Regions from separate parts of the Homo sapiens genome. Here region 2 is linked to region 1. The links are chromatin loops, found by intact Hi-C in ENCODE. Cell type or tissue: mammary epithelial cell. All regions are shown on one strand.

What was found. Peaks named below come from ENCODE experiments on the same cell type or tissue, not always from the same donor. Only the 100,000 strongest peaks of a DNase experiment are listed, where the experiment ranks them.
Region 2: a loop joins it to region 1, with 2.4 times the contacts of the local background. A loop is called at or near these places in 2 of 110 quality-filtered maps.

The regions. Positions count from the first base shown.
Region 1 is chr6:130,361,171-130,369,170 of GRCh38, reverse strand. It overlaps TMEM200A (transmembrane protein 200A), which reads right to left and starts at 3,154. Exons shown (of 3, transcript NM_001258277.2): 1 at 2,647-3,154. It also overlaps a transcript of SAMD3 not described here. RefSeq lists silencers at 3,621-3,720, 6,680-6,880. In mammary epithelial cell, CTCF peaks have their summits at 2,733 and 3,691; DNase peaks (open chromatin) are centred at 2,360 and 3,290; H3K4me3 peaks cover 2,168 bases; H3K27ac peaks cover 1,673 bases.
Region 2 is chr6:130,442,990-130,450,989 of GRCh38, reverse strand. TMEM200A (transmembrane protein 200A) reads right to left here. Exons shown (of 3, transcript NM_001258277.2): 3 at 7,923-8,000. Among named protein-coding and RNA genes, the nearest start is that of TMEM200A, 81 kb to the right of the region's middle. In mammary epithelial cell, no CTCF peak of the experiment used is centred here; no DNase peak of the experiment used is centred here; H3K27ac peaks cover 462 bases.

The DNA of each region.
Region 1 (8,000 bases):
TTTTATTATTTTATTATGTATTTTCAATTCACATAATCAATGTTAGGTCAGATGTCCCAGGCCAGACATCTTTTACTTCTCTTTGCCATTTCCCATTCAATACAACTAGCAAGACCCTCCAGCCTGGCTTCCTTCAACCAAAACCCTACAAACCACCCTCCTACACACACACACTGACTTCTGTCTCTCTTTAATTCTGCCAGAATTTGCCTTGCAGCATTTTAAAGAGAGACCATAAAGATCGTCAGTCCAAAGCCCTCATTCTGCAGATAAGGGCACCAAGGAGCAGAAAGGTGGAGGAACTTAGCCACTTACCCACAGCCACCTAATTAGTGACTCAGTCAAGATGACAACTCCCCATCCAGGTCCCTCTGCAACCCACTATGCTGCTTCCCAGTCTGCACTGGTCCCCTGCTGCTCTCAGACCACCTCAGCTGCCAGGTGATCTGTGGTACATTTATCAGTCCCCTCTCCATCAGCCTATAAGCCCATAGAAAAGGCCTGGAAGGGTAGCTAGCATGACACCACAATAAGCACTCACTGATGTTTTCTGAGTGTTTGAGCACATATCAGATCTCAGCAGACAAAACATAGCGTAAGTCCAGGAACAAGTGGATCTGCTTGATAAAACTGTAAATCAGATATACATTCCTTAATAAAATGAGGTCCATCTCATTGCAGGTTTGGATTTCTGTTGCTGCACAAGTTATTTTTCCTCTTTTAAATTCTACCCTCTATTTGATAAGTAACGTGTATGACTACAAGGGCTTATTTTTTATCCTCTACTAATTTTGCTTAAGAAATGTAAAAGTTGACATTTGCTTTTATCTTTGTTCTTATCTATCTTCCTAAGCTAAATATGAATTTCTTTCCTTTATGCTAAGAGTCATCATGAGAAGTACAGCATTTAACCAATCAGTTCAGATCCGTTCCCTCTATATGTCAGTAGTTATCCTTTTCTGGCCAATGAGCTATTGTCAAAATTCTGAAGCTACACAAGTCCAAATATAACAATCTAACTCCTGTAGTATTCAAAAGCTTCACTAAAAATTCCACTAAGTTAAAATAACAAGTACAGCCATCCCTCTTTACAATGATCTTTCCTGAAGAATCCCTTCTGATTACGGGTGTCTTCAGACACTACAGCATTTACCTAGACCTGCCTCAAAGGCAACAGGTGAAGCCTTTCTGTGCTAACTGCCTGGAATTTACCTACAGGGACTTTCCATACAACTCTAATGAAGGCTTTCCCAGCCCAGATACAAAGCTAATTATAACCAGGGTTACAAATTATAGTTACATTATCTCATAATTATGAGCTATCTAGTAGGACTTGGTTAAAAAATCATTCTAAACACCTCAGTGTGTGTTTTTTACAGTAAAAAAATCATACTGTTAAATTGTCAAAGCATTTAACTATAGTTTCCACTTAATGGAAGCATTATTTTCTGTTTAGAAGGACTTCTATTCTTCACTTGAGGTGTTTATAAAGAATGAAACTACAACTACATACTTCTGTGTAGGTAAACAGTGGGAAAATAAAGTAAGGTTTAAAAAGTTTCAAAATTTAGTCTACTTTTCACAAAATGATAATGCTTTCTAGTATCAGTAGCCAAATAACAAATTGAAGGTCTTTTTATAAGTGTTCCATAATTCAAGAAACGACAAAGTAAATAGCTTTCACAAGCTCTGGTAATATTTATGCATACAGCACTATAGAAAGTGTGCCTCAAACTTGGTTTGATTGCAAAACCGAGAGTTCAATATTCTTTCTTATAAACAAGAATAATCATCGATTCTTGAAATGTTTTCTATGCAGTTGTCCATAACTACTTCTGAAGGTATTCAGAAGAGACAAGGCAAGAGACACTTTAGTCCAACATATTTAGTTTTTAAATACACCAGACTAAGGTGGACCGGACTAAGGCTGATTCCAATTAGTCAATTACCTGTATGTGCTGCATCTGCCTTTCTCTCCGACATTACCAATGCCCGGTACTGAACAATGAATTGTTATTTAAAAAAAACACACAAACACACACACATTTTTCTAAATCAAACAGCGGTAAATACACACAGAGAGCTTGCGCCTACACAATGTGAAGTGTTGGCTGGAACAATTTATAGCAAAAGAATGATTAATGAAGCAAATCTTAGAAGCCCTCAGTCCTTTCTCTTACAGACAAGACTACAGGGAGAAGAGTAGTGCTGAATTTTGCAAATAATTGCTTTGCCTCTCCATTTTGCCTGTGTAGATTCTACCCCATCCAGATACTGCTTTACGAAACCCTGACCATACTTTGCTCAATCATGAATTAACGCTGTGGACATTACAGAGAATGCTGACTCTCAGGAACCGAGACAAAGGAGGGTGTTGCTTGGAGAAACCCAGCCAGGCGCTCCAGTACTCCGGGTTCTTGGAGGCTGCCCCGCACGGCTTCTCTCGCGCTCCCGGGACTGGGGAGTCTGGACCTGATGGCGGACTTGGTTTATTTCCCAAACTTTAGGAGAGACAGCGTTTACCTAACTCTGGAGGCTGTAGCGGAGGGGAGGGGAGGGCAGAGGGCTGAAGAAGTGCCCGGTTTCGGCTGCGGTGGCCGCCCACCCACCTCCCCACTCCCGTCAGCACCCTTTCCTTCCCCTCACCTGTCCTGAGCACCGGGCCCTGGGGGTCGGGTCGCCTCTCCCTGTTCTCAGTCCTGGTCTCACTCCAGGAGCTGTCGGGACGTCGGGCGCCTCTGGAGGCGGACGAAGAAGGCGGCAGGGTCGGGGGCGTCAGCGGGAATCTCGGCCGCCGCGGGCAGCCGCGGTCTCCCTCCCCATCCCAGGGCTCGGGCGGCCACCGCGGGCGGATGAGTCAGGCGAGGGGGCGGGTGGCAAGGGGTGCAAGCGGACGGAGGGTGGGGGCGCCCCTATGCCCGCGCCGGGGGGGCACCGGAGGCCTCGGGGCAGGGGATGCGCCGCTGCCGGTGCTCACAGAGGGCCGCCGCCATCCGGGCGCAGAGTCCAGGCGCGCCTGCCCTCGGAGGGCACCGGGCGCAGCAAGCCGGGCAGGGGAGAGGGAGTCGCCGCTCAGGCGGCGCCGCCACCGCGTCCAAGAAAGACAAAAGGGACCGGGAACGGGAGGGGAAAAGTTTTCTGCTCGGCTCCAGATGGATCCCAGCCCCAAACCTCACGCCATAAAGCCCCGAAGAGGCGGGTTGGGGGCGGGGGCCGGGGCGGACTTCCAGGGGCGTGGCTGCGCGCCTGCGACCCCGGACCGTGCCAATCTCGCCGCCGCCCCAAAACCTGTGGGAAACCCCAGTCCTGCCACCCACTCCTCCTGGAGGACGCAGACAGGATCTGCTCTGCAGGAGCCCAGGCCGGCCGATCCGCGTCCCGGCCACAAAGTTGCACTTCGAGAGCCCAAATCACCCGCAGACAAAACCCATCTTTGGGAACAAAGTACCCGCTTGCAGGCGCTCTTCCCGGGCTGGAAGGCTGGCGTGCGGAAACGGACACACCCACCCGTGGGGCCCGCCTCTAGCTACCGCGGGACCACCGGTTACCGAGCCAGGGACCCGGCTCCCCCAGTTCTCCGGAGCGGCTGGGGAGCTCCAGCCGACTCGCAGTATTCCCGGAGCAGGCACCGCAGGACCCTGGCTCCACGCCCCTCGGACGCTTTCTCCTCAGATGCCGCCCGGCGGGCCGGGGTCCCCCTGGCGGGCTGCGCGGGCGCTGCGCGAGCTAAACCAAACCTGGCCGGAAAAGACGCGGCCAAGGCCCGCTCCGTCCACGCTTCCCGCCGGCCCGGCAAGGGGTTCCGGAGAACGGCTTGGGGGGGCGAGAACCATGGGCGGGGGAAATGGAAGACAGAGGGAACTGAAGCACGGGGGTCTTCGATGAGCAGTGCGGATGTTCGACTCCAAACATCAAAGCCAACGAGAGGTTCAGGTTACTCCTCCTTGACCCCAAACATCCAGTGAGTGGAGACTGGCCTGTTCACAGAGTAAAATATGTCGTCTCTAATTCGGCAAAGACGGTGATGACTGTATATATGCAGGCCAATTCCGTAAGTAAAGTTTCATGTAAAACTAATTACCGGATATTCCAACCACCCCCTGTGCAGGCCAGCCGCATGCACAAGGTGTGTGCTATGCTTGTGTCCCCTGGATCTGTTTTAAGTGATAGAAGGCAAGTATGATATTCTGGTGCAGTGTATTTGTTTATTTCGGCGTGTGATCTGTTTATCTCGTTTTCAAGAAAAGTTTGCTTCTGGGGGGGTATAAAATCCGTGTTTGGGGGGTGGGGGAGAGCCATGCAAAAATTTCCACATTAGAAAAAAAAGTCTTTAAAATCAGATATGGCAATGAGAAGAGACTGTAGAAATGGATTTCCTGTGGTATAACCTTCTTGCCTTGACTAGAAGAATTTAGAGATTGGGCACTTTTAGTGGAGATGTCACAATCAAAATGTTTTATAAAAAGAAAGAAAAGAAAACTAAAGGAGTTACGGTGGGGGAAGGATGAGTCACCTTTATAAACCATCTGTGGTTTTATTTTTACCCCACCTGCATCTAGTATTCTAGCCCACAGCCACCTGCTCAATTCTCTTAGGTTTTCTTAAATGTGTTTGTCAAGCACCATATCAAAGGAGTGTGCTTCCATTGGGCCCTCTTCCTAGTTACCTCTACATTTTATAAAGAAACACCCTGAAGCCACATTGTCTGTAAAGCTCCTGAGAGGAAACACCTCCTGGTTCCCCTCACTATCTAAGGAGTGAGTAATAGGAATAGGCTCATAGTCCATAGATCATTTGAGGTGACATCCTCTCTAAGACCCATGGTAAAACGTTTAAAATGGTCATCTAGCCATTTTAAGCATTGAGTGACTGAGCCGTCCTCAAAAAGAGACTGATGAGAGCCATGAAAAAAGGAATAAGCACATTCTTAAGGCCACAGATATTGATGCTTCCTCATTTATGAACTATGAACTCAGATTTTAGTGATTTACCAAAAAAGAAGAAAGATAGACTAAGTAAAATCACCAAAAGGGAATTATTTAGATTTCTTTTTAAAATAATTACTATTAGTCTCAGAAGAGGCGGGTAAAATGGCCTGTAAATAGAGGATTATTTGCAATTCAGTAGTCCGAGCAACTCTCAACACATTAGTTATAAATTTTCCCTGACCTTGAGTGCTCAAGGGAATCTCAGGTAAATTATTTATCCTTACTAATGGCCAATATCTTCCCATCTGACAGTGAATATACCATGCCAGTAATGGATTTTGAATTCAGCTACACATCGGCTTTGGAAATAATGGATAGAAGTCAACTATTTTCTACTTCTCGCCATCAAGTAGCACTGCACTTCACACATAATATTTTTTGCTGTGTCTATATGAGATATGTAAATTTCCACTAGAACAAGCCCATCTTATAAGAGTGCATAGTAGAAAGAGAGTAATCCAAGTGTCCTGTAATCCAAGCTCCACCACCTACTAACAGAGGGACTTGGTACCTCATTTCTCCCATCCCTTAAGTAGGAACAAAGTATCTATTTCAAAGTGTTGTGAAAATTGAATGAAATGATGTGTATAATATTCTTCCTACAAGTCACAGATCCTCAATACATATGTGATTGAACATATATACACTCACATCAAACTTGTTTTAATGCAATTAACATCATCAAAAAAAGGCTCTTCCTCTGGAATCAAGAATTAACATGAAAAAAGGTCAAAATATGAAGATCAACATTTTCACTCTTGGTATAGTATTATAAAAGTCTGATGGATGGCAATTCATATTTAATGAATTAATTTTGGAAACATACGTTGAAATGAAAAAGAATGAGTATTCTTAAGAGGTCATGTAACAAGGCTAAGAGAAGGGCTATTAGAAAATTTGTGTGGGATTATATTCATTTCCTCTTGCCTTAAATGTAGCCCATAGCATTTTTAGGCCTGAGAAGGGATCCTTAAACAGAAAATAAAAATGTCTTCAATGGGAAAAAATAGAATTGTTTGCTAGATTTTTATCTGAATGGCTTTGTTCTTGATGTGAAATAGATTGATAGTCTTAAAACCCCTGTAGTATTTCTGCTAGCAGCCATGGGTGCTTTTTCAAAGTAGAGGGTAAAGTCAATAAAGAAAATGAACTTTCTGACTTTATTCTTGAAATAAGTAAATAGGGGGAGGAATATAGGATAAAGAAAAAGGTAGAGGAAATATATTTAAAAATAAAATTTTAAGGTCATTTTTATTTCACCGTGATTTTGAATAGCACTTTGTCATACTTTTCATGTTTTCTTTCTCATTATGTGCAATTGACTAATAGTTCAGTGGATTTCACAGCAGAAAGATGTTGCTAATTTCTTTTCTGTTCATTAAATGTGCAAGTAACAGTGCTAACCCCTCTCAGATTGATGTTTTATAATGTTGAGGCTGATACGACTACTTAAATATTTATAAATTCTGTATTAGATACAGAATCATCTATATTAGATAATCAGATACCTCCTTGTTAGATAATAAACCTGATTAGATTCTTTTTGCCTGAGGGGCACTGGCAGCGTACCATTTAGAAATGTGAAAGGAGCCATACTCTCTCCCTTCCAAAGCCCAGTTCTTTCCTCTGAACAGATTTGTGCCTGTTGAAGGATAATCACCAAGTAGCTTATAGAAATCCAAAAATTACTTTTTAAAGATTTTGACTGTTTTTGTTGCAAGAATCTACCTGTAGAAGATAATAGAGATTTGACTGAAATGAGAGAAGATGGTAGTGGTGGCCCACCTGTTCCACTGTCCATGGTACTGAACCAGTCATTCTTTCGTTAGTGCCTGACTACTCAAAAGCATAGTCCGAGACTCGGCAATATTTGCATCACGGGGGAACTGTTAGAATAGCAAGATCTCAGGCCCTTGCCCAAACCTATTAAATCATACTCTGCAACTCAGCAACATACTCAAGTGATCTGTCTGCATGTTAATATTTGAAAAGCACTGCACTAGGGCACTGTTCATATGTCCTCTGACTTCCCTGGTGCTCTGCTTATATCAGCCTTCACTTCAGTCCCTTCCAGAAGCACAGCCCAAATGCTGCCTTTTTAGCTACATTTCAGTTGGTGATGGTGGTGTGGTGTTACACAGAGAGCATAGCCTTTGACCCGAACAGCCGGGCTAAAATATTAACTTTTACTGACTATTCTGGGTTTAATTGCCCTCATCCATAAACTGCCAATAATTTTAACATGTCCACATAACACTGATTTAAGTGTTCACTGATAATAAAATTATAGTTGTAAAACATTTGGGTCGGCATGTAGCAGATGTTCAACAAATCTCTCAGGCACTGTGTGAGTGATACTTCCCCAACCCAAGAAGGGGTGCCTCTCAGCATAACATTCTCAGACACTGTGAAAATTTATTGTAAAAGAATTTAATTCTGCAGTTTCTGCTCAATCAAAACAGTACAACCACATTAAATTAGTTGACAAAATAAAATTTTAAAATTCACTACATCATCTTTCTGTTTGGGATTTATCCATCCATAATCATGATCTAGAGTAAAGAAAAATAAGGTTTTTCTTAACAATTTTATTAGATCTGTTTTTATTAAATTAGAACAAAACTACTTGGCATCTTGAATTCTAAAATGTTTATAAATATCAAGATTTCTTAATCCTACAGCCAACAGACTGTACACACATACAGCTGAGTTTGTAAACAGTAATCATTTAGACCTGAATTAAGCCACAATTTTGGTAAAATATAATGCAGTTTAAATCGTGCTATTTAGGGGTCCAGGGAATACCCTTTCATGTTGCGGGAAGTCAGGGACCCCCAAACGGAGGGACCAGCTGAAGCCATGGCAGAAGAACATGGATTGTGAAGATTTCATGGACATTTATTAGTTCCCCCAAATTAATACTTTTATAATTTCTTATGCCTGTCTTTACTGCAATCTCTAAACACAAATTGTGAAGTTTTCATGGACACTTATCACTTCCCCAATCAATAT
Region 2 (8,000 bases), 82 kb before region 1:
TTGGTTATCGAAGTCTTGTAAGCTCCTTGAAGGATGGGGTAATGTCTTATTTGGCTTTGTTTTCACAACACCTTACACAATGCCTGATGTATAATGGGTTCTCAAAAAGCGATTGTGACAGTGGCTATCTGAGGGTGGGATCGTGGGGGACATTTCATTTTCTAAGTCACACAGTTCCATTTTATTTGAATGTGTTTTTATATAGTGACCACACATTATTTCCATAACCAGAGAAATTATGCAAATAATTTTAAGTATATCGATAATAATTAAAGTTTTTAAAGCAAAGGTGAATAGCTTCCTGTGTCAAATCAAGAGGAAAAACCTACACATTGTTGAGAGACTAAATAGATAGGGAACAGTTAATGGAAAGATTGGGTGTGGGGCATGAAATAAAATTTAGTCAATGATGACGCAAAGGGTTTTGAGCTAAACAATTTGAATGATGGAGTAATGTCATCACTGAGAAGAGAAAAACTATAAATGGACTAAATTTAGAAGGAAAGGTATAGAGTCCAGTTTTGGCTATGATAAATTTCATTGTCTATCAGACATCCAAGTAGAAAAAACAAGAGACTGAAATAAAGGAGAGTTTGGGAGTTGTGGGCATTAAATAGTTTTTAAAGCCATTACATCAGCAGTGAATGAGGGCAGATTCAGAAAAGAAACAAAGACTGAGCTCTAGAGCACTCCAATGTTAAGTGCTAGTGAAGACAGGGAAAAACCAGCGATGGAGACTGGGAAGAAAGGATTAGCTAAGTAGGAAAAAAAATCTGGGAAGATGTGGTGTCCTGGAAATCAAGATTGAGAGAGAGAAACGTGAAGAAAGGTAGCTAGTAGATTGAGATGACTGAGAATCTGAGAATCAAAAATGTTCCCATTTTCCTTGCTACTACTTTGGTCCATGTCCCAACTATACTTTATTTTTCTCTCTCCTTCCAATATTTTCCAAACCACTCTTCAGATCATGACCAAGTTTATATTCTTGAGAACCTCTCCTAATATATTTATCTTATGCTTAGAAAGTCTTACCACTACCACAAAACCTAGTTACTTGGCCTGGCTTTTAAAGTTATTACTAATCTGAACTCCAAGTATCTTTCCAAACTTATCTTCTTTTCCTCTCCAATTTAAAGTCAATACTCCAGGAAGGCCATGTGTCCTGCAAAAGGCTTTGCTTCTTCCCAATGCTAGGTCTTAACCTTGCCTGCTATTATCATCTATAAGATTGTCCTTGAAATATTTCCTTGGTTCATATAAATCCTTCAAGGTCTACCTCAAGTTGCTCCATCCAGACAGCAACACTTTCTTTTTAATATTCCTTCAGGATGTCAAGGATAGTACAAGTCTCATAGCTGGTTCCCAATGCCATACATAGAAGTCACGTGAGTGTGCATAAGGCACTTGAAAGTCTTTTTAAAAATCTGTTCTTTACCTGTTTAATAAAATTAATAATGTCAAAATATTTTTTCTACTCAAATTGAAAGAGGGAATATTTGCATCTAAAATGTATTTTCCTACTCTTCTGGTATCTGTTACCAGAACGTGTAAATGTGTAAAATTTCATAAAGAGTAGGTTTCTATTTTCAGGTTTACATCTAGGAAATGAAGGTAATTTGCATGCACAGGTAAATGTTGGAATTTCTGGGAGACTAGAGAATGAGAAAAATGTGCTGTACCAATGATAAGACCTTGGTAAATGAAACATCTGCAATTCTCATGAAACTAACTGAAAATGATCATTTTGACTTATAAAATCATGAAATTGAAATGTTATGTACACCCGAGTAATTGTTTCATTGATAAAATAGAGATAGTTCCTTTATTTCAAATAGGGGTTGGGCCTTAAGGTTAAACTGCAAATACATGGGACAAAAAGATAATACAAAGCTAATGTGTCAAAAAGGCCTTTGGCCAATTTTATAAGTATTGAATTCCTTTTGCATTTCAGAATTAGCTTTTATATTTTCTACATTTTTGAAAACATATACACAGCCACTGAAATTAAATTACTTTCCTCATTCATTCTAGGTTCAAATGAACCAGAGTACCATTGTATTCATGCCTCCTCTAACTCCCTGCAATTGGTGTATAACCCAGTTACCGCCTTATATCACTGTAAAACATAAAATTTTATAACCAGCCACATATGTTCTCCCTTTCCTGACATAGAGTCTTTGGCAAACTCACCCCTAAGTATAGCACAATAAAATTGATTATTCCTTTTATTTTCCACAATGAACTAAAAAGTAAATTAATTCCACTAACATTCATTGGGAACCCAATATGTACCAGCACTGTGTAAGCCCCTGATATGTTAAAATTAATTTCAGAATTTTCTGGACTTTTTGGTATACAAATTCAGAGACATATCTGGATTGACAGTAATCTCCTTTGACCAATGAGCCAACTCTTGATTGACTATGGCAATAGAAGGGGTGACTGAAAACAGCACATATAAAAGATATACTTAGTTATACCTCCTCAGCCCATTGGACTTTTTCACATTTTCTCCCTTTTCTTCCATTGGAAGCCCATGGCCAGTGTCACCATTACATTGCAAAATGGTCAACACTTGATTTTACCTCTCTTTTAACCTACCAACCAGAGAACACAGCTATAAAATTGGGTTAACAAAAGTAAATAAATAAAAAGTTGAAAGAGAAGGGCCTGAATGAACCACAGATTAAATATTAAATATTTAAATATTTGAGAGCAGGCAATATTTTTAGAACTAGACCCTTTTGGTGGAATTTCATAAACATCCAATACTTTTGTGTCAGAATTTCTTAGTGTATGTCATTGCCAGAAGAAACCTGAGTAAGAAAAGACTGGCTTATATTAAATGTCCTTCTTAAGTTGCTAAACATCTTGGTAACCAATATAAAACAGAATGTGGTATTCACATGCCAAAGAGAATATATTTCACTTACATTACTTCAGTAGAGAAATTTTTCCTATCACTTAAAGTATAGTGAGCACGTTACAGAGTAAGGAATAATTATATCCTATATTCAGTTTGATCCAGATTCTAAATGTCCTTCATATTTTTTGCTCATATGTATTTTATTTGATCCTCTTCAGGCCTTAAAACAGTAATAGACTTTAATAACAGACTCATAAAATGCAAGAGTCTTTGAAAGATAATTCCTTAACTGTTCAACTAACTGGCTGGAAAGTTAATTTGACTTTTCAGGTTATTAACATTGTAAATGATAACACAAGGTAACACACTTGGAATTTGGAAATGCTTTAGGGAAAAATACACACCTAATGAACATAGAAAATATCTGAGTATAGAAAAAAGTGATTTTATTTTTTAAAATAATAATTTCTTAACAGCTTTGAGCTATTGATGACTCATTAGCTGATGACTTCAAATGAATGATTAATTCACTAACCCTTAGGGTGACTGACTCAAATGAGCCAGATAATAAGCACTCTTAATGCCTACTAAAATGTATTTTAAAATCAACTAAGAATATTTTCTCACTGCCTCAGTGATTAAAAATTATAAGCTTGGTTTTATTCCAAAATTAAGCATAAATGGAATGCCTTTCCTATGCATGTGTTTTTAATAAGTAGGAAAAACATATGGCATTCTCTCCTCCTCTCTTATCTCCCAAATACCACACTCCTTCCTTCCTTCCCCCTTGTCTTTTTGCCTTCCTTCTTGTACATGTGGTTTATTGAATATGGATACAGACGTCTTATTTTAGTTCCGTACATCTTGCTGAAAGACAATATTATGATGTGGAAGGGCTTAATGGCATAATTTTCAATAGCAGTGCTAGATAGTTAATACTTTAAAACATGGGAAATCAAAGTTAAATACTAAAAATTCCCATTCTAATCTTGGTGCTGTCTGCAATATAGGTCCCAAGTATACCACCTTAACCCCAACCCAATGAGATGTGTTGGACATTTCAACACTAGGTTTTCCTCCAGAAATTATAGATGCGTCTCTCTTTACCAGCCCTAAGAAACCCAAAATCTAATCACCAGATTTTGCACATATGTGTTTTTAAAAACTTGATTTGATTCTAATTGATGGAAATACTAGGAATCAACAGTCCCGAATTCAGTTCTTGACTCTGCTAACTTCCGTGTTGCACTGGGTGTCAGCTCTAATGTCCACTGTCTTCAAAATTCCAGGTGTTTATGTTTCTGTTAGCAAATTATTCCATCTTTTGTACTATAAATACTGTGGCCTTGTCTACATTACAAACAACTGAAATGTACATATATCTCTACACTTAATTTGTAGAGTACACATGCTCCTGGGGACAGGATATATACTATTTGGTAATGAGAAAGAACTAAAAAATTATCATAAGTCTCAAACTTTTAAATTGTGAATTAATAAGGGAGAAGACCAAAATAAAAGTAATTTTTCTCTGTTATTTTTGTATTAAAGCAACTAATGAACCAACCAAGAATAAAGGATGGCAATAAGAAGGGAATAGCCCAAGCTGAAGATTCTGCCCAGTTTGCTGAAAACCACCTTGAATGTGAGAATAGCAAGATAGTATGTGTAGAGGTTTCTTTTTTTTTTTTTTTTTTTTTTTTTGAGACAGAGTCTCACTCTGTCACCCAGGCTGGAGTGCAGTGGCACGATCTTGGCTCACTGCAACCTCCATCTCCTGAGTTCAAGCAAGGATGTCCGGCTAGTTTTTGTATTTTTAGTAGAGACGGGTTTCACTATGTTGGCCAGGCTGGTCTTGGACTCCTGACCTCAAGTGATCCACCCGCCTTGGGTCCCAAAGTGCTGGGATTACAGGTGTGAGCCACTGTGCCCAGCAGAAGTTTCTTATATCCTCTTTATTACTTCTTTCATCTTATACACTGACAGTAAGAGAGGAAATATAAATGTAAATTAGTTTACATAAAATGTACCTCAAGAAGAGGAAATGATCTGCTGATATACGAGGGTTGATTCACTTCATTTTGTTACTTTAATGAGCCCTGTTCTTGGGCAGGCATTATTTTTAAATTATTATCTGTTATGAACTGAAGTGTTCCCCCACCTCAAACTGCTATTTGAACTAACCCCCAGTACTTAAGAATGTGACTGTATTCAGAGATAGGGCCTTTAATGAGGATGTTAAGTTAAAATAAGGCTGTCATGATGGGCCTTAATGCAATCTTACTGGTATCCTAATAAGAACAGGAAATTTGGATACACAGACACCAGGGATGCACAAAACCATGTGAGAACACATTGGCAAGCCAAGGAGAGGAGCCTCAAGAGAAATCAAAGCAACCAACACCTTATTCCTAGACTTGCAGCCTCCAGAACTATGAGAAAATAAATTTTATTGCTTAAGCCACCCAGTTTGTGGTATTTTATTATACCAGCCCTAGAAAACTAACCTGTTATCTTAAGACAGCATCAACTATTAAGTAAAAGGTACTTCAATGAAGTGGGCCTTTTTTCTCTTAGCCATCATCTGGAAAAAACAGCATACAGAGAGAAATCAATGAGTTACTTCAGTGTGAAAACACCTCACAAAGGACTTTAATCACCAAATGGGAGATTAAAGACAAAGTCCTTCAATAATCCAACATCAAGGTTATACACACTAAAACCTTGATATAAGGTCTAACATATGATTATATATAGGGTCAGGGAAGGGTGACAGAGCAATTTGCTGAAAGTAAGAGACAGGATAACCAAAGTACCACTTTCACAGTTCCTACTTAGAGAAGAAGTGATTAAGATCTCTGAACAACCTGAACACCACAGTAGGTGGATGTATGTCAGTGGTGGGCCCCCACTCTAATACTTAAAACGTTATAGGAAAATTATTGATAAACTGATGGGTCTTTTTCTTTTTTATGCTGTATTTTACTTCTTTTAGTTATCTGTGGTGAATTTAAGAGCTAAATGTGGGGCCGGGCACAGTGGCTCATGCCTGTAATCCCAGCACTTTGAGAGGCCAAGGTGGGTGGATCACCTGAGGTAGGAGTTCGAGACCAGCCTGGTCAACATGGTGAAACTACGTCTCTACTAAAAATACAAAAAATTAGCTTGGCGTGGTGGTGGGCTCTTGTAATCCCAGTTACTCGGGAGGCTGAGGCAGGAGAATTGCTTAAATCTGGGAAGAGGAGGTTGCAGTGAGCTGAGATCGCACCATTGTACTCCAGCCTGGGCGACAAGAGCAAAACTCTCTCAAAAAAAAAAAAAAAAAAAAAAAAGCTAAATTTGAACCGCCAAACAAGTAACTCAAAATTTGTCTTTAGTAAATTGTCAAGAGCTACTATAATATCCATTTTGATACAAACTTGTGCTAAACAATGTTTTTCTTTTTACTTATATTGCCATTGTTTCTTCGAAGATTATACAGATGGAAACATGTATTTAAGCCTGAAAGCTTCACAACTGATGGATGCCGGGTCTTCTGGCTCCACCATCCACACCTCCCACTGCTCTGCTCTCCTGGAAGTCCTGCCCTTATCCTTTGAGAAGTAATCTGCTACAAAGAGACAGGGACAGGCAGTAGATCTTCATCTGAGGGCATCAAGAACCCTGGACCTTTAGAGTTAGAAAGAACTTGATAGTTTCTGTTCTTACTCATCTCACTTCACAGGTGAGGAATTCAAAGCCATGGCATTAAGAAAGTAATTGAAATGGAGGCATTAAGTGATTGGCTCAAGGCTACATAGCCAGGGTGGCAATGTCATTAAGGGCATATTGCACTCTTCTCACCTAGTCTAGACTAAGAACCCTTACTCACCTCTCCACACCCCATCTTACGGGCTGAATTGTGTCCCCCTGAAATTCATATGCTGAAGTCCCAAACCCCTGCCCCTCAGAATACCCATATTTGGAGATTTAAAAAGGCAATTAAGGTGATTAAGATTAAACAAGGCATCTAGAGTAAAGTTCTAATCTAATATGGCAGGTGTATTTTCAAAATAATTTTCAATATTCATAAAAGCCTAAAGGAAATGCACAAAATATGGTCTATCTAGAATTCCAGGTTTCACTGCTTTTAGGTAGAATTATACCAATGTGGTGACACCAGCTATCTCATATGAATCTGAAACTTTAGTTAGTAATCGATGTCTTTCATTAATTTAAAATGAGAAAATTATTTATAATTTAACAAAGTTGATTTGCTTGATAAGTAAAAAACTCAGGCTTTTTGATGAAGAGAAGATTGAGCAGGAACCACTACTTTAAGCCCCCAATTCCTTTATTTGGATCATCTAAGACCCATGCTGTTTAATCCTCTTCAAATTTCTAGAGCTCTTTCAGGGATGAACTGAACAAATTATATGGCTCCAGTCATCTGTCACATCAGGGGTGTTGACAGCCACTGTTTTCAAATCTGAGTGCCGCTGACTTTTGCTGTATTTGGTTATTTTCCTGAGAGTCAATGAAACTTTAAGTGAAAACGATCCCAAGATAAGAAAATTTAAAAACAGTCTAATTAAATAGGTGGATAGACCTAGCTCTTTAACCGAATAGAAGCAAAATTTAAAAGCCGAGATACTCAGTACATGTACTAGGGTATCAAGTGCCCTCAGTAGAATATATCTGAAAGTGTGAAAAACAGTACTTTAAGCAGAAATGTACATTTTATTTAAAAAGCAATAGCAAAGGTGTGAAGAACACAAACTTCTATTAATAACAGTTTATTAAATGCTTTATAGTAAAATATTGAGCCCACTCTATTACAATACACAGACTTAATGTTCTAACAAAGAAAACTGCCTCAATTGAGGGAAGTTTGTGATGCAAATGCAAGGTGGAATTTTGGGGAGCAACACAAACAAATGTATCCTCCTTCTGCTCTTCCACAACTGCAATACTGATGTTCAGAAATGTTTAGGTATTGGGAGAAACCTTTAGAATTTCCTGAGTATTTTATTAAACAATTCTTACAATTATGTTACCTTAAAGGAAAACATGAAAATTTTCTGATGAAAACATCCATTTTAATATTTATTATCTTCAGTGACTAAGAAACACAATCCTAAACAACATGTATTAT